Linked DNA regions of Homo sapiens: region 2 is linked to region 1. A link is a loop called in an ENCODE intact Hi-C map of the cell type or tissue named here. Cell type or tissue: heart left ventricle. All regions are shown on one strand. Each heading gives the region's core, and the rest is flanking DNA. Links, peaks and the distances in the headings are about the cores only.

Evidence for each region. A loop is a pair of places that touch in the nucleus more often than their neighbours do. Peaks named below come from ENCODE experiments on the same cell type or tissue, not always from the same donor. Only the 100,000 strongest peaks of a DNase experiment are listed, where the experiment ranks them.
Region 2: it touches region 1 in a loop (2.3-fold over the local background); 45 of 110 quality-filtered maps call a loop at or near these places.

Annotation. Positions count from the first base shown.
Region 1 is chr21:34,576,191-34,588,825 of GRCh38, reverse strand. All of the region lies in intron 1 of RCAN1 (regulator of calcineurin 1), which reads left to right. Among named protein-coding and RNA genes, the nearest start is that of RCAN1, 33 kb to the left of the region's middle. RefSeq lists enhancers at 5,707-6,207, 6,208-6,708. In heart left ventricle, for the core only: a CTCF peak has its summit at 5,839; a DNase peak (open chromatin) is centred at 8,416; H3K27ac peaks cover 6,712 bases.
Region 2 is chr21:34,526,922-34,539,556 of GRCh38, reverse strand. The region is part of intron 1 of RCAN1 (regulator of calcineurin 1); the gene reads left to right. Among named protein-coding and RNA genes, the nearest start is that of KCNE1, 21 kb to the right of the region's middle. RefSeq lists an enhancer at 4,597-4,826. In heart left ventricle, for the core only: no CTCF peak of the experiment used is centred there; no DNase peak of the experiment used is centred there; H3K27ac peaks cover 2,345 bases.

The DNA.
Region 1 (12,635 bases), core at 2,583-10,582:
ATGGATGGACTACATTTTGTTTATTCATTTTCCCATTGATCTACACTGGGGTTGCTGCCATCTTGGCTATTTTGAAGGATGCTGCTGTGGACATGATTGAGCATATCTCGTCAGGACCCTGCTTTCAATTCTTTTAGATACATACACAGAGGTGGAATTGCTGGATCATGTGGTAATTCTATTTTCAATTTTTTGAGGAGCTGCCATTCCGTTCTGCACAGTGGCTACACCATTTTACATTTTCATCAATAGTGCACAACAGTTCTGATTTCTCTACCTCCTTGCCAACTCTTGTTATTTTCTGTTTTTGATACTAGCCATCCTAATGGCTATGAGGTATAATCAATAAAAAGCTATACTTTTCTAATTGAAGTATAACATACATACAGAAAAATACACAAATCAAAACCTTGCTGAAATTTTACAAAATAAACACACCCATATCAGGTCAAGAAATAGAACAATGCCAGCACACCTGGAAGCATCCTTCATGTCCCTCCCCAGCTATTACTCACCAGTCACCACCATGGCCCACCAAGTTACCCACCATGCTGACCTCCATCACCATAGAGGAGTTTTGCTTGTCTGGAACTTTATATAAGTGGAAGCATGTTTTTCATCATTTGTGTCTTGTTTCTTTTGTTCAACATTATGTTTATGAAATGCTTATTGACTACAGCGTTCTCCAGAGAAATAGAACCAATAGGATGTATATGTATATAGGGAAAAGTTTGTTTTAAGAAATTGGCTCATACAATTATAGTGACTGGCAAGTCCAAAATCTCCAGGGTGGGTTGACAGGCTGGAGACCCAGGAATGAACTGATGTTACAGTTCAAGTGTAAAGGATTTCTGCTGCAGATTCCTTCTTTCTTGGGGTAGGCTAGTCTTTTTGTTCCGTTAAGGCCTTTAACTGATTGGATGAGCTCCCTGCCAATATACTTTACTCAGAGTTCACTAATCTAAATGTTAATCGCATCTCAAAACACCTGCACAGAAACATCCAGAATAATGTTTGTCCATATATCTGGTATCTGGGCACCATGGCCCAGCCAAGTTCACACATAAAATTAACCATTATACATGTCATAGTAGTTCACTTTTATTGTTGTTTCTATTCTGTGGTGTGAATATATCACATTTCCATTTGACTTTTCCAGTTGGGAGTATTATGATAATGCTGCAGTAACAATCTCCTACATGTATTTTAACATATATATATTCACTTTTCCTTGGTTATAGTACAGTATTCTTTTTTATGACTCTGGCTTTGTTTTACTATTATTTTCATTTTGTAATTTTATGTTTATGTTCATGAAAGATATAGGCTGATCACTTTTCTTTTTTATAATATTTTTCTCAGGTTTCAGGATCAAGGTTATGCTAAAAGCATAAAATAAGTAGAAAGGGCCCCTCCTTTTGTTTCCTGTATTGAAGAGTTGATGTAGGATTCATATTATTTCTTAAGTGTTTGGGAGATTTCACTGATAAAGATATCTGGGTGTAGAGTTTTCTTTTGAGAATGTTTTTAATTAAATATTCAGTTTTATAAATAGATATAGAACCAATTGATTTTCTCTTCTGTCATTTTTGTAAGTTGTATTTTTCTAGGAAGTAGTCCATTTTACTTAAAATCTTAAATATATTGGCATAATATTTATATAGGCTTTCTAATATCTGTAGGACCTGTAGTTATGTTTCCTTTTTCAATCCTGGTAGTGACAATTTGTGCTCTTTTCTTCATCAGTCCTGTCAGAGGTTTATTAAATGTATTAATATTTTGAAAAGTCAACATTTGACTTAATTTCTGTTTTTTTGTTTTCTGTTTCAGTGTTTTCCACTTTTTTTCTTCTACTTTTTTTTTTATTTTTTTAAACGGAGTTTCACTCTTGTTGCTCAGGCTGGAGTGCAATGGTGCGATCTCAACTCACTGCAACCTCTGTCTCCTGGGTTCAAGCAATTCTCCTGCCTCAGCCTCCCAAGTAGCTTGGAATACAGGAGCCTGCCACCATGCCTGGCTAATTTTTTGTATTTTTAGTAGAGACAGGGTTTCGCCATGTTGGCCAGGCTGGTCATGAACTCCTGATCTTAAGTGATCCACCCATCTCGGCCTCCCAAAGTGCTGGGGTTACAGGTGTGAGCCACTGCGCCTGTCCTTTTCTCCTTCTACTTTCTTTAATCTCTTGTTCTGTTTTCTTGCTTTTTAAGATCAATATGTAAATCATTAATTTTTAGTCTTCTTATCCCATATATTCACATAAGACTAGAAATTTACCTCTAAGTATGGCTTTTGCTGCATCTTACAAGTTTTGATATGTCATATCCTTATTATTTTCCAATTCAGGATATTTTCTGATTTCCAGTATAATTTCTTCATTGATCTGTAGATTGTTTAGAAATGTATCACTTTGTTCATAAACATTTGGGGTTTTTTTTTTAATGTTATTGATTCCTAGAGTAATTCCATTATGTGATCAGAAAACACTCTCAGTCCTTTGACATTTTTTCAGACTTGCTTTGTAGCTCAACAGTAAGTCGGTTTTGATAAGTGTTTCATGTGCACTTGAAAAAATATGCCTTCTTAACAACAACATATATAGATGCAGTCATGTAACAACAACGTATATAGACAGTTGGGTTAAGTTTGTTATTCGTATTGTTTATGTCATCTATGGCCTTACTGAATTTCGTCTATTCTTATCAGTGGCTGAGAGAAGTGTGTTAAAATTTCCCACCATGATTTGGATTTGCTGATTTCTCCTTTTTGTCCTGCTAGCTTTTCCTTCATATAGATTTGAGGCTATATTATTGGATATATACAGATTTAGGATTGTTGTATCAGCCTGGCAAATTGACCCTTTTTTATTATTAAATGTCCATCTTTTTTGCTAGTAATGCTTCTTGTCTTAAAGTCTATTTTGCATGATGTGCCAGCTCTTGTTTGGTTAGTATTTTTATAGCACATTTTTCCATCCTTCTATTTCCTGTCATCTTACTGTTTGTTTTCTGTTTGTTCTACTTGTTCTATATTCCTTTTCTTTCTTATCTTCCTTTGAATTATGTTTTTTTTTTTTTTTTTTTTTTGAGATGGAGTCTCGCTCTGTCACCCAGGCTGGAGTGCAGTGGCACAATCTCGGCTCACTGCAAGCTCCGCCTCCTGGGTTCACACCATTCTCCTGCCTCAGCCTCCCGAGTAGCTGGGACTACAGGTGCCCGCCACCATGCCCGGCTAATTTTTTGTGTTTTTAGTGGAGACGGGATTTCACCGTGTTAGCCAGGATGGTCTTGATCTCCTGACCTTGTGATCCGCCCACCTCGGCCTCCGAAAGTGCTGGGATTACAGGTGTGAGCCACTGCGCCTGGCCTGAATTATGTATTTTTAAAAATTGTTTCATTTTCCCCCTCTACTAACTTGCCTGTTAGACATTACTGTTCTTTTAGTGGTTATTCTAGATATTACAAAATGCATCCTTGACTTATTTTATTAAGGTCTAATATGAATTTAAAATTAAAGCTGATATCTTAGCATGTGCTGCTTCTGTAGCTAATGACATTAGCATTATTCTAAGAATGCTTATAAATGTGTTTCTTTTTTGTATAACAAAATGGCCCTTAAAGGCCTCTTAGAGCTGTTAATGTTATAAATAATCACCAAAGTAAGTGATTATTACCTTAAATACATTAAAAGAGTGAAGTTGAAATCTTAATCTTTAGAAATTATTCAACTTTTTTGAAATTCTGTTACTAATTCTCCTAAAAAAATTTTGTTTTAAACAAGAATGATTTATAAATTATTTTTCATAATAAACTACACTGTTTGTGGAAACTGAACATTGCCCTTGGAGCAGGCAGAAGTAATATCCATTAAATGCATAGCAAAACATGACCCTCAGATAATTTTTGTTTTCAGTTTCTAATGCCACAGATTTACATGAAGCGATTAAGGACGGGTGGTTAGTGTATATTTAATTTTGTTATTTGGATTCAGGATGCTCTTATGAATCCTCTGGTGAAAGTCAGAAAGCAGAATTATGGGTACAGGTTGATTTTCAAAAAGACTTTGTCACCAGGCAAGCAGGTACACGCTTCTGCAATGGTTTGAGGAAGGTATTATCTTTTCAGTTTTTACCTCCTTTGGACTGACGTCCTCTGTGTCCTTTGTAGTTTTCCCCCTGGCTGTCCCTAATTACACCATCTCATCTAGCAATTTGATGAAAACCTCAATAGGTGTTACTATCAACAGGATTATATTTCACAGTGGAATGTAATTTTCCACTGCAGTCAGTGATGGAAGAAGAGTGGTCAGTAAGAGAAAACCTTTTTTGCAAGAGGGATGTATTTGAGGATTTATTCACAAGAACGAACTATCATTATGAAGTTTTATTTTTGCAAGGTACAATTTTTTTTTTAACCATGGTGACATCTGTTTTCTTAGATGTGGTAGAAACATTCAAAAAGAGAAATACTCTGGTGTTGGAAGGCTTATTTTTCATCATCATTTTGCTTTGAAGTTGTTTGGTGAATGCATTCTGAATGAGACAGTTTGGCTATTTCTAGCACAATTGAGTTTCTGATTTCCCTTTGGATTCTTAATATCTTTTGAGGGCCAGGGAGGGATATTAATAGAGATTACTTGAAATAAGCTGTGAGATTTTTCTGCGTCTAGAATACAGGCAACAAATTGTTGCACGATGACAGCAGCAGGCTGTGATTGTTCCAGGCTGTCCTTGGCCAGTCCTATCTTCAGGAATCCAAGTAGGAGCAGGAACAACCATTCCCTTATTCCATTCAGGAGGAGGCTCAAAGAAAAGTTGTTCCAAGTTAATTGGGAGTAAACAGAAACTCATAGTTAGACTTTATGATTATAATCAATAACAAATATGTGTGTATGTGTGTGTAATAATAAATTGTGTGTGTGTGTATGTGTGTGTGTGTGATATAGGAGGGTGTAGTTTTTTCAGTGGTCAGCCTTCAGGTCTCTGCAGTGGCTGATATGGTCATGGGGTCTCTAACTTGTGGTTAACTTTGTCAACTCATAGCAATTCAAAGCAAAATTGAGGCTATCTCTATCAGTGTGCTAGGGCAGCTCTAACATAATACCACAGATTGGGGGCTTAAACGACAGACCTTTTTTCTCTCACAGTTCTGGAGGCTGGAAGTCCGAGATCATGGTGCCGGCAGCTTTGGCTCCTCCTGAGGCCTCTCTCCTTGGCTTGTAGACGGCTGCCTTCTCCCTGTGTCCTCACATGGTCTTCCCTCTGTGCACGCACATGCCTAGTGTCCCTTTATGTGTCCACATTCTCTCCTCTTACAAAGACACCGATCAGATTAGATTGGGGCCCCACCCTCATGACCTCATTTTAACTTAATTGCCTCTTTAAAGGCCCTATCTCCAGCTGAGGTGGGTGGATCACCTGAGGCCAGGCGTTTGAGACCAGCCTGACCAACATGGTGAAACCCTGTCTCTACTAAAAATACAAAATTAGCCAGGCATGGTGGCACCTAACTGTAATCCCAGCTACTTGGGAGGCTGAGGAAGGAGAATCGCTGAACCCAGGAGGCAGAGGTTGCAGTGAGCTGAGATTGCACCACTGCACTCTAGCCTGGGCGACAAGAGTGAAACTGTCTCAAAAAAAAAAAAAAAAAAAGGCCCTATCGCCAACTGTGTAGTCCAGTTCTACGGTACTGATGGTTAGGGCTTCAACACATAAACTTGTGGGGAGTGAAGGACATGAACATAGTTCAGTCCATAATGCTGTTAGAGCCAGCTGAGCTCTCTCAGTTATATTCAGAGTGTCTGCAGGAATTTATTAGCCAACACTGTTGTTCCTAAAACAACCAGCAAGAGGCTCTCTCTCTCTCTCTGACACTCTTTAGAATGGCATCAGCCTCCATCTCCACACCGCACAGCCAACCCAGCAGCCAGTCCTGGGTGCCTCTTCAGATGATGTTCTGGGCTCCTCTGCTTTTTACCCTCCCTCTCTCACCCCTGTCTAAACCAGTGTCCTCCCCTGCCTGTGTTATCGCGGAAGCCTCCCCATTCTTGCTTCCCTCTTGTCACTCTGGAGCTCTGCCTCTCAATGGAGCAGCCAGTGGTGTTTTGAAAACATGAATCAAACCTGGCCACTCTCTTGCTCTGAGTCCTCTGAGCACATTTAGCGCGGGCTCCAGATGCTTGCCTGGGCATGTGAGGACGTGGCCCGCTCTGCCCTCTCCAGATTCAGCTCCTCCTCGCGTCTCCAATACCACAGCTGGGCTACTCTGGCCTTGCTGCTACTGCTCCCATGTGCCAAGTGTGGTCCCTTCCTCAAAGCCTGGAATTCCCGGAAGGTTCTTCCCCCAGATACCCACATGGCTTACTCCCTCACTCCTCCCAGGTCGCTGCCCAGATGCTCCTTCCTCAGAAATGTCTTCCCGAGCCCCTAGCTAAGCGAGCGCACCATTCCCCCCACCCCAGACCATCTGTCCTCAAAGTGTCTTCATAGCACTGGTCACTCCCCAACATCAGGGTATATAATTGCCTGTTGTCTGTGTTTGCTAGAACGTCAGCTTCACGAAGGCTTTTGTCTCATTTACCACTAGGTGCCCAGTACCTTAGGAGCTTGGAAGTTCTTAGTACCTAAGAATAGCACTTGCTTCATGAATATGTATTAAATTGATAAATGACATTCTGTGGCTCAAGTGAGTCCGTGGTGTCAAAGGTTATGCTGGGCAGACTGCCTTTGGTAATGAGCATAGACCCCTCTTTAGGTCCAAAGCAACCCCCGGGAGAAACTTGCATCTTCCCCTACCTCGTGCCCAGAATACACCTTGCCTTGGATGATGAGTTGAGAAGCTACCCACAAGGGTAGATGACTCGTCTGGCTTGAAAGAGATCGGCCCTGTTGGCATTTTGATAGCAAATTTAGAGTTGGGAGGTCACTAACAAGGCTAGTCCCCAATTCTGCGACCTAAATGGAGAGGCAGTTGCTTTGCAAGAGTACTGTAGAGCCCGTGGGAGACACGCTTCTCAGCCTGCCTTTTGGTCCACATGTAGGCCAGCCACTTCCTGGGCTGCCTTTTTTTCAAAGATTTTTTTCATGAATAACGGTATTAAAACTTTCATGCAAAGTGCCCTGATAGTGTGTAATATTTTTAGGGCCTGTAGGCAATGGAGGCTTTACATTTTTAGTGATTTTTTTTCCTCATATACACTGGCATTGACCCTGGGAATGATGGCTGTTTTTCTTTTAGGCTTGCTTGACTGCCATAACCAGAGACGTGGAGCAGGGGATTTATTCTGTTTCCTCCTCCTCCTTCTTCTTCCTCTTATTCCTCATCTTTGATTTGAGGGGGCTTTTCAGGTATGAGGGCAGAGGGGCATGAATAATACTTCCTCAGACTGAAAGGGTCTTTGGGGGCAACAGCAATTCATTTTTCAGCTCTCTGAGATACTCATTTTGTTTTGTTTTTGAATACTCCTTAACTTGTAGTCTTCCTTTCTCTACCCAGTCTGAGAACTGCCTAAGCAGAGGCAGTTTGGACCCTACAAACAGCGTCTTGATTTGGCTGGGATGTTGGAATAGGGATTGGACCCTAGAAACAGCATCTTGATTTGGTTGGGACGTTGGAATAGGGATCTTTCCATTCTAAGACCTTAAAAAAAAAAGTTATTAGAGAAGTGAAAACATTTTAGTTATTTAGACTTTCCAGTCTAGAAGGCATTTTCAGTGGTTTTCCCTGTAGAGACTAAGGCATCTCTGAGACAACGGTGGGTCCATCTCCACAAGGACTTAGAACTCCCGACTCGTGACTTCTGGGTGGTTCTCCTAGTGCTTGTCTAAAGAACATTTTTGAGCTTTTGGCCTAAAACTCTCTTCTTCCTTCTCACCCCTCCTTTTCCATAGACCTCCCCTGTGTTGCCTGCCTGCCTGTGCTTTGCCTTGATTTACAGCATCCATGTGCATACGTAGGTGCACGAGACAGCCAGGTGCTAGAAAGTTTGCAAGGCCAGGAGGGATATCACAGGGTCCTGGATTTGGGTCCCTTCTTCGTGCAAGCACCAGCCAGACACTTGACCTCTCTAGGAAGGATTCCTTCATCTATAGAGTGGGGCGGAGATCATGGTGAGCCATGCACAAAGGTGAGGAACTGTAGAGAAAGCATCCGGGAGCCAAGTCAGCCCTTCACAGGTGTCTGTCTGTGCAGGCAGTCACCACACCCATCTCTCCACCCAGCTTCAGCTCCAAGGAGCCTGCCTGGCCTGCTTTTGCAAACACTGTCTCCAGCTGCTTCGGGTTGCAGCATCTCATTCCTGAAACCCGGAGGACGTGACTGGATAATAGCCGGGCAAGTGAGCTGTGGTGATATTTTAACACAGGCCTGATCTGATCATTCCTCACTCATTCAACCCTAGGCAAGCCTGGATTCATACTTTCCATGGCCACCCGTGCCAGCCAGTTTCCATATCAGCCAGGGCCTCAGGAAGGTGGAAGGACACACTGTCATTCTTTCCATTTGCGCTGACCCTGCCTACTATCAGGCCTGAATGCCAGCAGGTTTAGCTAAAGAAAGTTGCAACTGCTGACCAGGCTGTGCAGGCCGGCCTCTGTCTCTAGCATACCCGGGGGTAGATAAGATGGTTCCTGATGCTCTAAAGCTGGGCTTGACTTCCCAGGAAAGTAAATCAAACAGGGCCTCTTCCATTCTCACTGGGAATCCTTGGTTGGGCTCTTTTTTATTTTGAACCATTGAAATATTTGTGCAGACACGGTGGGTCTGAAAGTAATGCACTGTGACACTTTCCCCTCTGTTCTCTGACACCGGGTGTTAGTGGGAGAATCAGACGGATAGTAATTTCCCTGTGGATTCTCAGCAGCCCTAGGAGATAGGTTAGCAGTGGTTATTTCTATTTTACAGAGTGGAAAGGCAATTTTAAAGAAAAAAATATTCTTCTGCTCAAGGTCACAACTGCAAACCAGTGGCCTGGCTCATGGCTCTGGACCTGCCAACCTGTCGCTCTCCTCTTCTGAGGACTGGGTTGTGGCTGGTACTGTGTTTCAGTTTTAGAAAATGTAATTTGAAGGAAATGGGAGACTGGGGTCTATTTTGAGACTCTCGAATAATTCATTTTACTCTATTTTCTATAAAGCCTAAGAGTGATTCATTAGCAAGCATAAGTAATGTCTGAGTGATGCAACTGTACTAGGTTAGGTTTTGGGACCTGGTTGTTGAATTGGTCATGAACATTTGTCACATACATGCATTGAGTCATACATTGCTAGAGATGGAAGGCAGCTTAGTAATCATTTAGTCCAGTGGGTCCCAAATCTAGCTGTTTATCAGAATCACCTATAGAGCTTATTAAAAATTCAGATGCCCTGGTGCTACCCAAGGCCTGGGGTCAAAGATCTGGACCCTTTATCTTTAACATTGCATTTTTGGGGGGTGGGACTCTCGCTGTGTCACCCAGGCTGGAGTGCAGTGGCGCAATCTCAGCTCACTGCAGCCTCTGCCTACCAGGCCCAAGTGATCTTCTCACCCCAGCCTCCAGCCTCCCAAGTAGCTGGGACTACAGGCATGCACCACCGTACCTGGCTAATTTTTTGTATTTTTGGTAGAAACTAGGTTTTGCCATGTTGCCCAGGTTGGTCTCATACTCCTGAGCTCAAGTGATCTGCCCACCTCAGCCTCCCAAGGTGCTAGGATTACAGGCATGAGCCACCGCGCCCGGCCATAACATCGCATTTTTAACAACTCTTCCAAGCAGTTCCTAAACAACTGGCCTAAAAACCTTTGAGGGACCCCACATTTGAGAATCACTGGATGCAAGTCCTTTTTTTTGTTGGCTTGTTTTTGTTTGTCTGTTTGTTGTATGTGTTGTTATTCAGGTGAGGAACCAGGGGCCCAAAGGGTAGATGACCTTGCCTGGAGTCACACAAATCTGTCACTGTTGGAGTCGGGATGGGAAACCCAGCTACGCTCTTCCCAGGCATGGTGTGACCACAGCCCAACCGAGTGGCCAGGAGGACCCACTCTGTTGGGCGCTGTATTTAGAGCAACCGAGACCACTTCTGGTAACACTTGGTAACATGCCCTGCACTCTTGGAAAGGCACTCTTGTCAGGGCGGGTGTCTTAGAGAACCCACAAAGTTCAGGAGATTCTTCCAGAGCCCTTAGCAAAGGGCCATCTGCAAAGCCTCTCTTCCTCCCTGGGCAGGTCCATTCCCCCAGGGCCCAGAGTGGGGCCACCAAGACCAGAGCAGACACCAGGAATTGACCCTGGTCTGGAACTAGTCTGTCTGTTCTGATCTGCCGCCCTGTGACAATCACCTGCCTGGGAACCCTGCTCACAGATGACCAGGCCCAGTGGAGAGATGATAAGAATAGGTAGTTTGTTCTGATGCAGATTCCTAGGGGATCTGGCTGATGCTGGCTGATGGCTGCTTACAGCAGGAGACCTCAAGTTTCTCAATCTAATGTTCTTAGTTCTGCATCAAACAGATGGGTTTATTTTCTGGATCCTGTCTATTCACGGAACTCATTTAATATGGAGGGCGTTATGATGTCCTGCCTCATCTGCTACTCAAGCTATATATTTGCAGGTGAGGGGAGAAGAATCATAAGGTAAGCTCTCAGAGATACGAGGGTCAAGGAGAATATAAGATCTTACATTCCCTAACGCACCTCTTGCTCTTTTGTGTTTTTGCATGTGGCCTTCATGCTGGTTGTCCTCTGGACTGTGTGACCTTGGTGCCCTCAGTTTCCTCATCTTATTGGTCCCTGTACTTCTAATAGTCAGTGGGCTGACAGTCCACACCCCTCTGCAGGGCTCCAGACCTGGCTGTCTGACTTTCCAGCAGGCTGTCCCCTCGGTCATGCCGCAGACTTTTCACACTGTGTCCGAAGCTGAGCCTTGATCTGTTCCTGAACTTGCTGCCCCTCTTTTGTCCTCTCCCATCCACTCCACTGTTTGTGCTAGAAAGTGGGGAGATATTGTTGGCACCTTCCCTCTCACTCCTACATATTAGCCAAAGGTTTTATAGATTTCACACCTAAGCAGTGATGTTTCAGCCTGCTTCCACTCTCCCGTGCTCAGGATAACTGCCTTGGTTCAGTCACTTTCATGTAACACTCCTGCCTGGAGTACGCAGCAGCTCCTACCTGGTATTCTGATTCCTCTCCGGCACTCTTCAGTGGCCCTCTAGTGCTCCCTGAGTGATCTTTTGTTTGTTTGTTTGTTTGTTTTTGAGACAGGGTCTGGCTCTGTCACTCAGGCTGGAATGCAGTGGCATGATCACAGCTCACTGTAGCCTCTACCACCTGGACTCAAGTGATCCTCCCACCTCAGCCTCCCAAGTAGCTGGGACTACAGGCGCACACCACCATGCCTGACCAATTTTTGTATTTTTTTGTAGAGACAGGGTTTCACCATGTTGCCCAGGCTGATCTCAAACTCCTGGGCTCAAAGGATCCACCCACCTCCACCTCTCAAAGTGCTGGGATTATAGGCACGTGCCACCATGACTGGCCCAAGCGATTTTTCTAAAAACCTATGTATGTCATCATCTCACTATCCTGTTTCTAGATACTCTTCAGTACTTATCTGTTGTTCATAAGGTAATGTTCAAAATCCTTACTTTGTGAATAAGGCCTCTCATTTGGACCCTGTTGTGTCTCAGCTCTTGCTTCTCCCTCACTCAGCTCATTAGTGCAGTGGTGCTCAACTACCTGAGGTTCCCAGGACACAGGGCACCGTAGGATGGAAACTGCAGTTGCCTCCGCCTGGGATGCCCCAGACCTCTTCTCCATGGAGCTGACCCCTGCCGGCCTTCTGATGGCCTTTTCTCAGTAGAGGGTGACTCTGTTCCCAACTAATCTCTGATGTTCTGGAATGAAGAAACAATTTTAGTATTGCCAGCTCCTAGCACAGTCATTGCCATGTTATATGTGATCAATACATGTTTGATGAGTGAATGAATGAGTTAGCAGCTCCTTTAGAAACCAAGTCCTATAATTGAACCAAAGACAAAGTATTATCCATTAGCTATCTTTGGATTTTCTTCCACCTGCTTGTTTGTGTTATAATATTGATGTGATTAGCATAGATTTCTTGCTGAGCGGTGATTAGAGTCTCAGTAAACTCCATCCAGTTTAAACTTTGAAACATTCACAGACATTGACCAAAATGTTCAGACTTCTCCAGTGCTAGTACATTGTTTTCAACCTCCTGTGACTTATTTCTTCTAAAGACTACTTGCTGGCTGATTTGCGTTTTATTTTTAATATTCATCATTCTTCCTGTGTGCACACAAGACAATCAAAGACTGATTTAAAGTAAAGGGAAAAATACCATCAAGCCTGGAACGTGTCACAGCCACCCACCCCACACTTGGGTTTGTGTCCGAGTTGGACAGTGTCCCTGGGGCTCTTTTTCTCTTGTCCTGGGTTCCTCTGGAAGCTGTCCAGATCCCTGCCGTTGGAGGGGCCCCAACTCTTATTGCCAGAAAAGAACAGCTCGGGTAGAGGACACAGCCTCCAGAGAGGGGTGGTGCAGGTACGAACCTGCAGAGCTCTGTGACTTGTTTATTGCACTTATCTGACAAAGGTAATGCAAAACCCTGTGCTTTTATTGGGAAATAGAAGGAGGAACTTGTT
Region 2 (12,635 bases), core at 3,215-11,214, 50 kb after region 1:
TATAAAAGTAATAAGTGTTCATTGTGGAAATTCATGCTAGAATCTAAATAATCCAAATCCAAATAATCAAGAAGAAAAACACAGGAGTCTTCTAATACTATCACACATATTCTTTCTTTTCACCAAAATGAGAACAATAAACATTGCTTTGTAACCTGGTTTTTTCTCCTAACAGCAAGTCTTGAACATCTTTTCATGTCATTAGTTTTCACCACCTTACTATGAGTGGCTCTATAGTCTACTGAATGAATTTAGCATGTATATTATCTGATCACGGATCTTGATGTATTTTATTTACATAAAACTATATTTTTGCATATTTTATTTGCCTTGCAGGAACATATTTGCATCTAATGTTTGCCCACAGCCATGAGGATTTCTTTAGAATAAATTCCTAGGAGTGAAATTGTTGAGTCAGTATTCGGGATTTGAGTTGATGCGGTTTATACTGAAAGTTTAAACTGTTTGAATTTACCGCTAATCTTACCGATATTCTTCTTGAAGCTCCTTACATGGATGATGAGCTAATGATTTGGAGTGGAATAAGCAGCATTTTTGTAGTGTTCAGTTTAAAGGCTGTCACATTTCTGAGACTTCAGATGATTAACTTAGGGTGCAAGTCTGGAGCCTTCTAATTCCTTGAGCTTGGGCCTTGCGGGTTGGTCGGTTAGCTGGTCGGTGCACTGGTCACAGTGACACACCCCAGGTCACTTCAGAAAAATAGAATTTGTCTCCCAGCCTCCCTTGACAGTCAGCCCTGTTGGGGCAGAGCAAAGCCACCTTGCCCAAGTTCCACCCCCTTCTCAGGGTAGCCCCTTCCCAGAACTGACCAACGTGGGGGTATCAAGGCCCGGTCCTCCTGCTCCGATAAGGGTCGTCTCATCCTCAAAGCTCCCTGTAGAGTCGGCTAGGCTTCCACTAGGACCACTTGGTAGCTTCACTCTCCCTCTGCCCAGTTTCCTTTCCCCTCCCCACCACTCGTCCTAATAACCTCCCCTGCGCAAGAACCTCTGTCTTAGAGTCTGGAAGCGGCCAGTACCCATGGCGGGGAGTGGATGGGGAATTGGCTGGGGAGTTGGCAGTAGCTGTGGTTGATCACAGTATGTGCCACATAATTTCACCTCTACAGAGGACAGTAGAGCCACTGTGTCCTCCCTCAGGATGGAGGAGCCCACGGTGGCTTGGACCAACAGGGAGCGTTTCTTAAATGGGTGAAACAGGCACAATCTTCCCATCATTTTCAACATAAGGAATAAAATGTACCATAGATTTGTACAAGAGCAGTTTAAAATGCTCTCTTCTCCGAATGATCTTTTAAGAAACTATCTTAAAGACCACACTCTGAAAACACCTGGACCTCAGGCTCCTTTCAAATTGTTTTTCTGTGTCTTCGAATGCCATTCCTGACAAAACTTTTTTTGCCTCCATGAATCATGAGCTAATTCTGTAGAAATCTGTAAGTGAATTACAGTTCAGATTCTTCCTCTGTCTTCCTCTGACATGGCCCAATCATTTCTTAATAATTGCTAAAGAAACCAACTGTGGTTTATGTTTGAGCAGAATCAAGATCGTCGCTATAACCATGTCACCACCATTCCCTGGCATTTACAGCATAATTTCAGGAGTGGGAGACAACATTTCACAGATGCCCAGGGAGTCACCCATAGGAATGTGATGTGCCCATACATGGGCCAGATGAAAAAATAAGTACACACACACACACACACACAATTACCATGTGGGAGTGAGGGCCATGCCCTCTCCATGTATAATTCGGTGTAAATTGTTAGGCATAGAACAGCTTGAGCCCCAGAGCTGGGTAAACTTCTCTGCCTGTACGCCTGGCACCTCACACCATGGCTGGCCCTAGCAGGTGACTAATCTGTTTTTGATGAATTACCAAATTAAGCCACAAATTGAAATGCCCTGGGGGCTGGTCAGCCAGCAGCCATCATTGGTGGAGGGGCGAGTAGACCACAGACAGTGATGAGGCCTGGGGTATTTGAAGAGCATGGGTTCCCCAACAAGGGGCATCTGCTCGGCCACAGTGAAATGGAGCTCTGGGCCCAGGGTGGCCACATCTCCCCGGGCCACCACCACCAAAAAGAAGTCAGAAGTTCTATTTCTGTGTGACACCTCCCAATTTTTCAATATTAACAACTAATTTTCCGTCAATGTTAATGGGCTACAGTTCACCAGGAGAAAACTAACTGGGCCATTCTAGGCCTGATGGAAAGGGAACAGCTCTTAGGAATCAGATACTCGGTGCAAAGATGTGTGCCCACATTTTAGTCACTTGACGGGAACACCTAGATTTTCCTGATGAACCAGGTTGGCACAGTTGTTCTCTCTTTGGGTGGACAGAGATAATATCCAAGTTGTGGTGGGGTCTTGCTTGTTCTTTGTATGTAGTTTATTGTTCCTTCAGTATGTTTTGAATCATTGGTGACCTTCATGAAGATGACAGGACATGCTTCCTCGTGTGACTTGTTATCAGGCTTTTAAGTCATCAGCAAAGAATGCAGGCCAAATGCAGAAAGAAAGCGTTTGCAGTGCCCTGTTGGGACTTCTCAACTGCAGACATGGAAACAGGGTGTGTGTATGGTAATGGAAATAGCAGGTAAGAGCACATAACTCACTTTTCTCCCAGCACTTGGTGAAAAAGAAAAAACAAACCAACAACAGAAAACCATTTCTGACCTGCCTCTTGAGTTTTGAAACTGGGTGTGGATACAAACGATCTTTAGCGAAGCCATTCAGAACTGGGTTTTCTGTCTTTATTGAAGAGTTGCAGATTTTGATCTTGCTCATTTTTTTCCCCTTCCCTCCATGACCCTCTCACCTTTACTCCTCCGCTGACATTCAGCCAGCTATTCACCAGGTGCCGGCGTGGTGTGTGCCTGGACCCCTCACTGCGCCAGCCTCCCTGGGAGAATCATCTCCTCTAAGGAGAGTATGGAATGCTGCAGCGGAAGGAAAAGGTTTTCCAGGCAGCATTAACCCTGGAAAGTAGAATTCCTACTTTGCGTGTGAAGGACTGACTTGTTGAGAATGAACCAGCCGTGGGGTTGTGAAAGCTGCTTAGCGCAGGGATGAGGGCTAACCAGACACTGGTGTTCCCTGGGCCTGAGTGACCACAGCCAGCCCACTCCTGGGTGATTGTTCTTCCCCAGGTTTTTGCTGCTGCAGTGCTGTGCCCCTGGCTGAGAATGGCATCAAAGCAGAAATTAAAGTCAGTAATTAAAGCAAGGTGGCTCTGGAAAGAGAGAACAAATAAAGGGTAATTAATTAGGGTGGCTTTGGCCCCAGTAATCTCCAAATAAATGTTGCCTCCCCTAATCCTCATCTGCTGGTCTCCAAGTCATTAAGTAGAGTTTTGATTTGCCTGTGGCTATTTTTTCATCTTAAACATTGCAAGCAGTGCGTTTCCAAGAAGTTACAGTGGGGTGGTTAACCTTTACATATTAAGGAAAGATTGAGGCAATACGGAATAAGAGTTAATGGAATTCTGAGCGCACATGGAATTTAACAAACAAGATGAAATCTAGTATGAACTGTGACCTCAGTCTTAAGATGTACATTTGTACACACTCTTCCTCCCTGTTTTTCCCAATTATTTTATTTTTCTCTTTTCTTTTTTATTCTTTTTTTTTTCTTTATACTTGGATTTTTTTTTTGTTTCTACTGTGTTAACAGATCATGATCACCATTCTGCTAAAAAAAAAGTCTTTAGCATTTTCACCTTTAACAACATGAATATAGAGCAGGCATAATTGCAGCCATCATTTTGGTCACTGGCATAAATCAGCCACTCAGATTTTTTATCTAAGGAATAAAAGTTCTGTGTTATCCCAGAAATACATATTTGTAAACTCTCTTGTAGTAATTCAGGCAAAGTATCAAAAGATACTTCAGCGTTTCTTATTTTTTTTTCAAAGTATCAGAACTGTGCCTGGCTGAAGTTTAATATCAGTTATTGTGTTTTCTTACAGAAAATTAATACTCATTAAACTTCAAAGTGTTTTTTTAAACAATTTCATTATTTCAGATTTAGAATTCTTAGTTGTCATTCTCTGTAGTTGCAGAACCAGCACCTCCCGTATTTTCTCCGGGGCATTCTGGTTAACACCTTCAAAGCCCATCAAAAAAAAAAAAGGTTATGTGTTTTGCTTTATACCACTTCCCTGTGGCCAAGCAAATTTTACCAGTAAGAGAGCAATACTAAGAGAAATACACTCCTGAGCCCATTTCCTGATTGCCCTAAAAGTGAACAAAAATAGAAATTCCTTTAACTATATCAAGAAGAATGTTCTTCTGTTCTCTTTCTTACACTTGCTTATCATGAAAAAGCCTAAAGAAAACTGGGAATTTAATCACACTATTGCTTAAACACATGGTCTCCAAGTGTTTTGGATTATGAACCTCCTTGGTAGAAGATTTTTTAGTACATCTGCCAGTAAAGCATTTTATTTGTAAATTCTATACAAATTCTCCTATATGCTGGATACTTTATGAAACATGCCCTAAAGACAGGTCCTTAAGGTGGACATGCATCCAATTGACTCTGCTCTTCCTCTTGTCATGGGGTTGGTGCTGGAGATCTCTGCAGTGTACCCATAAGAAGAATCCTGGCCCTCAGCAGTGTCCATGTGGTCGGGCCTCCCAGTCTCCATGTGATGGTGCGGGCCAGTGCCTGGCATCCTGCTAGGCCCCCCACAGCAAGGACATAGGAAGCACATCCGGGAATGTGACACCCACAGAGCACACATGTGGCCCTCAAGCACAGTGCTTCCCCTGAGGCCTGTGAGAAATGTCATCACAACCCTACACCACCTCCTGTGACCACAATGAATGGCCTGGCCTTTGCTCAAACCACAGACAAAGGCTGCCCTTCAGTCTGTCACACCAGAAGCCATGGCCTTTTGATGCCCTGGTGAATTCTGGCTCTTGGTTTGCATCAGATGAGCCCCCACTGGTGCAGTTCTCCGAATTTTGGTGTCATTGACTTGCACAAGCTTTTGTCTACATCTCTGGGGAGCTGCAGAATAAGCTGCATTGTCCTCATGAAGCTTTTGTTGTAGTATGAAGATTGCCAAGTCCCAACATGACTATGATGCCAAGCAGACTATGGTGACAGCGGGAGGTGGGAGTCACCAGGTTACAGGTGGGAAAGAACACTTAGTTGGGGGATGGGGGAGCTCCTGGAGGAATTGGACTTAATGATAGGCTTTAAAGGATGAACAAGAGTTCAACAGGCAGGAATGAGACAGGGAGGAGCTGGCTGAGGAGCTTTAGAAAGTGGGTACTGCAGAGGGGGTCCCTGGAGGAGGTATGGACACTGGTTGGAGAAGAAGCTCCCACTGCCCTGCCTACCCCAGCTGTCTCCTCATGGGTACCTTGCTTCCCCCTCGCCCCTTCGCTGTATTCTGAACACAGAAACCAGAGTACTTCTGTAATATGGAAATCATGTCATAACAGACCATGCTAACCTTTGCTCAAACCCCCTTATGGCTCCCACTTCTGTAGAATACAAGCCAGGGTCCTTCCAATGGCTAAAGGTCTCTCTTGTCCTCATTCCCAACCACTTTCTCCATGACCCTCCTCCGCAGCCACCCTGAGCCTCCTTGCTGGGCTTGCAGCATGCCAGATTCTCCTGCCTCAGGGCCTCCACACCTGCTGTTCCCTGGGCCAGAATGCTGTTCCCCAGCATCCAACGGTTCACTCCCCTACCTGCTTCAGGTCCTCATGCACTCGCATGTCCCCTTCTCAAGGATGCCTTCCCTGGCCGGGCTTGCTTTCACCACTTTTCCAGCTTTTCTGCCCCTCCGCGCTGCTCTGTTGCCCACACTCAAGGCTGTCTAAACATACTGTGGATTGTACCCATCTATCTTGTTTTGTGTCTTTTTTCCCCATCTGGAATGTAAGCTCCAAGAGGGCGGGGAGTTTTGTCTGTTTTGTTCATATTTGAATTCCTAGTACCTAGAACAGTGTTTAGACAAATGAATGAATAAATGGAGGGATGCGTGAATGAATGTGAACCAGAAGGCTTAGGTTCAACTTCAGGAGCAAAGGGAAGTCATTGAAGGTTTGTTTTGTTTAAATATAGCATGTTACCTTTTATTTACTTAAAGTGGGGGAAATAAAATCATAATTGCTTTTATTTGATTAAAAAAACCCCAAAATAATAAAAATGGTTTAAAAAAATGAGGTTACACCTAACAGGCAGAGTGAGAATGGAGTGGACAGGGACAGAGGTAGGAAAAGCTTTCTCAGTGTATCCTATTTAAGTATATTTTGGGCCTGGCGCGGTGGCTCACGCCTGTAATCCCAGCACTTTGGGAGGCCAACGCAGGCAGATCATGAGGTCAGGAGATCAAGACCATCCTGGCTAACACGGTGAAACCCCATCTCTACTAAAAATACAAAAAATTAGCCGGGCGTGGTGGCGGGCACCTGTAGTCCCAGCTACTCGGGAGGCTGAGGCAGGAGAATGGCGTGAACCCGGGAGGCGGAGCTTGCAGTGAGCCGAGATAGTGCCACTGCACTCCAGCCTGGGCGACAGAGCAAGACTCCGTCTCAAAAAAAAAAAAAAAGTTTATTTTGTTTTTTATCATATGACTGTATTATCAAATTTTAAAAATATTTGTTTAAATGAGACTGATAAGGTGGGCAGTGGGGGGTTGGAATTTGCAATGTTCGAAAGTAAGATCCAGGAAAACTATCCAAAGTTCTACTCATCTTAGTGGCAGGGTTTACACTTCATTTATCTATTCTTTTCTAGAGTATCTACAATCATATCTATCATGTAAAAGGCTATTCAGTATTTGCTGATCAAATGAATGGATATGTGAATGAGATGACATCTGTCGTCAAATGTATGAATGACTCTTGTGTCAAAGAGGAACTAGTTTTTAGTTCTATGTGATCAAAGTAGAAGCAGTGGATGACAGTGACAGGAAGAAAGACATCAGTTTGTTTCTTTAGCTGGCATTTTTGAGAGACTATTTTGTACCAGCACCAGGACTATCAAGTGGAATAAGATGTGGCTCAAGCCGTCAGGAGGTTCACCGTTTAGAACCAGGGTGTCATCACATAGGTGGTCACCTACTGAAGTGAGCACGGTGCTGGAGACAGACGTAGGAAGTTTGGAGAGTGCTTAACAAACCTTGGACAAGGGTATGAGTGGGTTTGGGGTGACAAACATTTTTTGCTTGGCCAAATTTGGGTCAGGTTTCTGAACCTTTTCCTAGGCTCACCTGTGCACTTCCTTATAAAACCCAGTTTTAGCAAAGAACCCCGCAAAGTCAGTTTAACAGGAACCCCCCCACCCTTAATATCTGATTGGGTTCTTCATCTTCTACCATCCGTCAGGTGATGTCTGATCACCCGGGCCTGTCTTCAGCAAGAATCCTATTAGGTCAGCTTAGCCAGAGTCCTCTTTACCCCGATGCCTCCTCTTAGTAATTTTCCACCACTGACCCTGACACTGCTTCTTGGCCATGCTGTATTCGGAGTTGAGCTCAATCTACCCCCGCCCCCAGCCCCCACTGCAAGACCTGGTTGTGGTGGTCTCTATACCCATCGTGGTGGTCCTGAATAAAGTCTGCCTTGTCGGGCTTCAGCAGGCATCATTGAATAATATTTTTTTAACACGGGGGGTCATTGTTGGCTTCCTGGAGAACGACATGCCTGCACTCAATCTTAAGGAAGGAAAGGAAAGGGGAGAAAGGAGGAATAATCCAGGGAGAGGGAGAGCACGAGCAGAGACTTGGGGAAGAGAAGAGGGGAGTGTGTTTTGAGGCATATAAGCCATTTGTCTTGGAGGAACATAAAAGTGAGAGCAGCACTGGCAGGATATGTGACAAGAAAGACACAAGACGACCTTGAACAGTCTGCCTGGGCTACAGCAGGAACAGTGCTTATCACTGAAGCTTATACAGCGGGAGAGGAACGTGACCGAGCTTGGTCAGCATCAGGGATTTTTATGTGTCAGACTTGCACATTATGTTGGAGTGGTAAGACACAGGCCAAGCGAGGCCAGTTGGGAAGATATTACAGTTGCTGAGGGCTGCCTACCTGCAGCACTATGCACGGTGAAGGATGGGATAGAGAACCTACAGGACTTTCTGTGGACCTGCAGGGCACATAGGAGGACATCCAAGGTGCCCTGGACCACCCAGAGAGATGGGGAAATGAGCTACAGTACCACAGGGCATTGGCCCAAGGCGGGCATAGTTCCTTGGAACAAGCGTGGAATCTGCAATGAAAAGCCCAGAGTGAGTTCCGGCTCTCCTAAACATAGTGTGTGCCACTCTGAACCTCAATATCTTTATCGATGAAATCGGAAATAGAAAGGCAACTGATGTGCTTTAGCCGCCACCTGTGTTTCAGGCATTGTGCTAGGCACTTTGCCACCATCACTAGATGAATCCTCTCCACAACTCTGAATTTGATATTAATCCCTCTTAAAAGTTGAGAATAAGAACCTTCTCCTTAGTTAATAATGCCTTTTAGACCACAAAGTGGTAAAGATGAGGAAGAGAGCAAACCCTTGTGGGGTTGTTTTTTGTTTTGTTTTGTTTTTGTGTAGTAACTTAGGCTGGGGAACAATGCTCCACATTCTATAGGGAATGGTTACACATGTGAAGTAACAGTAAAACTACTTTACCACTTTGGGAGGCCGAGGCGGGTGGATCACGAGGTCAGGAGTTTGAGACCAGCCTGACCAACATGGTGAAACCCCATCTCTACTAAAAATACAAAAATTAGCTGGGCGTGGTGGCAGGCGCCTGTAATCCCAACTACTTGGGAGGCTGAGGCAGGAGAATCGCTTGAACCCAGGAGGCAGAGGTTGCAGTGAGCCAAGATCACGCCATTGCACTCCGGCCTGGGCGACAAGAGCAAAACTGTCTCAAAAAAAAAAAAAAAAAAAAAAAAAAACTATTTCACTATCTTAGAAGCAAAAAACTGAAATAAAATGTAACTGTCATCATTTTCATTCACAAGAGAGCCTTTGCAAGTTGCCTCATTTTTTGCTCAGTGTTGGAAGTCAAAACTCAGTTTCTGTCTTTGGTCAGTTCATGTTGCAGACAGCTTCACAGGGGGCACATTCTTGGTGCAGTTGTCAACTCCTTAGAGTTCATAATGGATGTGCTGAAGTCATCCTAATGATGCTTTCAGAATGCTGTAATGGGAATGATGGAATTCATCATAAACCTTAATTTTTCCTCACTGAAAATGGAAACTTCCTAATGGAAACTGTTTGGAGCCAGAGGAGGCAAATGCAGGTTAAAAAGACTCATTTATGATTTTTATGGTGTGAGTGGAAGAAATGCAAAACTTCTAAAGCTCTCAGTTGACTAAAACATTCATTTACTTTAACTTCTGGGTTCAGTTTTATCATGTTGAGTGCAGGTTTTAGAATGCTTCTCAAGAGCTCTAATGAGACTATATTAGTCCGTTTTCACACTGCTGATAAAGACAAGACATACCCAAGACTGGGAAGAAAAAGAGGTTTAATTGGACTTACAGTTCCACATGGCTGGGGAGGCCTCAGAATCACGGCGGGAGGTGAAAGACACTTCTTACATGGCGGCAGCAAGGGAAAATGATGAGAAAGCAAAAGTGAAAACCCCTGATAAACCCATCAGATCTCGTGAGACTTATTCACTATCACGAGAATAGCACAGGAAAGACTGGCCCCCCATGATTCAATTACCTCCCCCTGGGTCCCTCCCACAATATGTGGGAATTCTGGGAGATACAATTCAAGTTGAGATTTTGGTGGGGACACAGCCCAACCATATCAGAGGTCTTGCTGTGGGTCTTGCTCTGCTTTCTTCAGATCACTGACATCCAACCAGCAAGCAAGAATCAGGAATATACTTGCCTCCAAAACCACAAGGAATATACAAGTAGGAAAGTCAGCTTTTTAAATACTTGCTTTGGATCCGTTTTTATTCTCAGTGGGGAGAATCACTATTTATAAAGTAAATTCATTTGCATAGGACCTTTAGAAATGCAAGTTCACGTATAATAGACATGCAGTCAAAGACAGACTCTCTTAGCAAGAATTGTCAGATAAGCAGATGAGGAGGCATTGATATGAGCATAAGGCAGTCTTACCCTATGGGTACAGGGACAGGTGTCCCAGGAAACCCTGTGCTTTGCCCTGTTGGCCAACCAGAGTGTCCAAGTGCCACTAAGGATTCCTGCTACTCAGCAAGACGCACTTTGGAAACTCAAATCTGCTCCATACCTCTCACATTTTAGCCAAGGAAAACCAAGGTGGCAGATCCTAAGTGCCCTCCCCCTGATCCAGGGCTCTGGTACAATTTGTGAACCAGTGATTTTTTTGCCAGAGAACATGCATTCCAGTCTCCCTACAAAGTGGCAGCCACCATTTTGACCGGCTCTTACTCCTGATCTAAAAATGGAAGTGCTCAAGTTTACTAAATTCAATTCAGATAGATAGAACCGATCAATTCAAAGGCAGATATAGAATTACATGTTTTTGGGCAATCTAGTGAAAGATTTATCATTTCTATGAGCAAAGACAGTTGAATAATCTTCAAATACCTCACCGTTCTTTTTTTTTTTTTCCATCCATATAACGAAATCAAAATTGTATATTCGGGTGAGCCCACACTGTTGTCTCAGATGAACAGAGATGTTTGAGATTTGCCCACAAAATTGAGCTGGAACTTTGTGTCATGATTTTAAAAGAGAAAAGAAGACAGTGAAATCAGCCTCTTGTGTCTAAATTAGCCTCTTCTGTCTCTTCTGATCACCTTTTAATGGAATTTGCCCAGGTGCATGCCAGGAGAAGAGAAAAGGGGGAGACAAAGAGTTGGAGAGGGGGAGGGAACATCAGAGAAGTTCCAAGCCCCTCTGGAGGAGTGGAATGCAGGACTGTGTCTGCTCCCCTCACCTCTGTTTCCCCTTAGCCTCTCCTGCCCACCACCACAATCTTCATGTGCCTGCTGGACAGACAAAGGCTCCCTGTACTGAAAATGCAGGACTGCAAGCATACACATTCCCTCTCGAAGCATCATCCAGGATGACCACTTCCCCTTGGTGTTTGATGCATGTTGCATTGTTCAGTATTCTACACTTTTTTGGAATACATGCGTTTATGTCTTTTCAGGTTGGGAGTTATGGATAATTTGGCAAAGCAAACACCATAACTGGTTTCTTACATAACTCTACAGTTGGCAGCAAGGCACAGTGCGTTGAAATTAAGCAACACTCACTCATCCAAAAGGACTTTGCTTTTCCTTTTTTGGAAGGCTAAATGCCCTGCTTTGTTTCTTCCTCTTGCATGTATTTTAAATTATTGGCTGACTTTAATGATTCTTTGAAGTTAATTTTTAAATGTGAATGGCAGGATTCCATTTAACTTCTGGAAGCTTGAGAGCTGTCCCTGTGTGCCCCTAAATCAGAGAATGCTTAAATAACTTGAGTGCTTTTAGGTGATAATAAAATTGGAGAGAGTGAGAAGAACATAGGACCCAGGCTGCCATAGGGATCTAAACTGGTAAAATACTTAGAAGGTTCAAGAGTTGCAACCTTTTGAAAGAACTAGAGTCAGTCTTGCATCGCAGAGCACTTCTCCAAACCAGGCATCTTCCCTGCATCTTCCCTTTCAATTATAGTGTACATTCTTTCCATTTCTTCTTCCTTTCCTTTTTTTTTTTTTTTTTACATTTAGTTTATGAGTCTTTAAGCAGGACCTCTTAACCCATTTATGCCTAGTGTTCCATTATTGGAACGCTAAGCATGTGGGAGTTATTTATATCCTATTGCTCAAGGTCATTGCCAAGGTCTGATGGCAAAAATTCAAAAAATTGCAACCTCTGGCATAAATGGGTTAATGCTTCTTTGCTCAGTTTCAAAGGCTAGATTGCTCAGTTTCAAAGGCTAGTGTTTTTGTATCCTTTGCCTGAATTCAGTAGTGCTTTGAAAATGATCGAAGTGTTTCATATCCCCAGTTCTCAAATTATAATAATGAAGTTTTCAAATGAAAATCCTAGGATTGTTTTAGGTTCTGTTTGCTCCATTCCACTGTGGGATACAAGTAGAAATTGGGACATTCATCCAATAAAATGTCACTGGGGAAAAAAATTTTAACTACACTTCAAAATGATTCCTCTTTTTGTCCTTTAAAATTTTTATTGACCAAGACAGATTTCAAAATGTTTTCTCTAATACCCCAAAGTGAAACTTTGATTGAGGTTTTCAGGAAATTCCAGGGATCAAGTATGTCACCCGGACTTTGGTTTCCAGGTTTCCCAAAGCCTTGAAATTTCCCTACAGTCTAATTGCTGTTTATTGCCACAGACCTTCATCCTTTTTCTTTTGTAACATTTTCCATCTTAAGAAGGGTCGTCCCATTCGGCCGAGGAGCGTGTTGTCTGAGTAGCTGAATGGAATTACTACCAGTGGAAACTATGCTGCAAGAGAGGTTGATAAAGCAGCTGTGAAGCAAACCTCAGCTGTTTTTTCCATTCTCCCCAAGCAAAGTTAATTAGCATAGGGAAAATGACTAAGGTGTTGACGTCACCTCTTTCCAGTAGAAACTTACACTTTGTCCCTGTCTGCCTGCAAGCATGCAGGACTTGACTCAGGAATTTGCT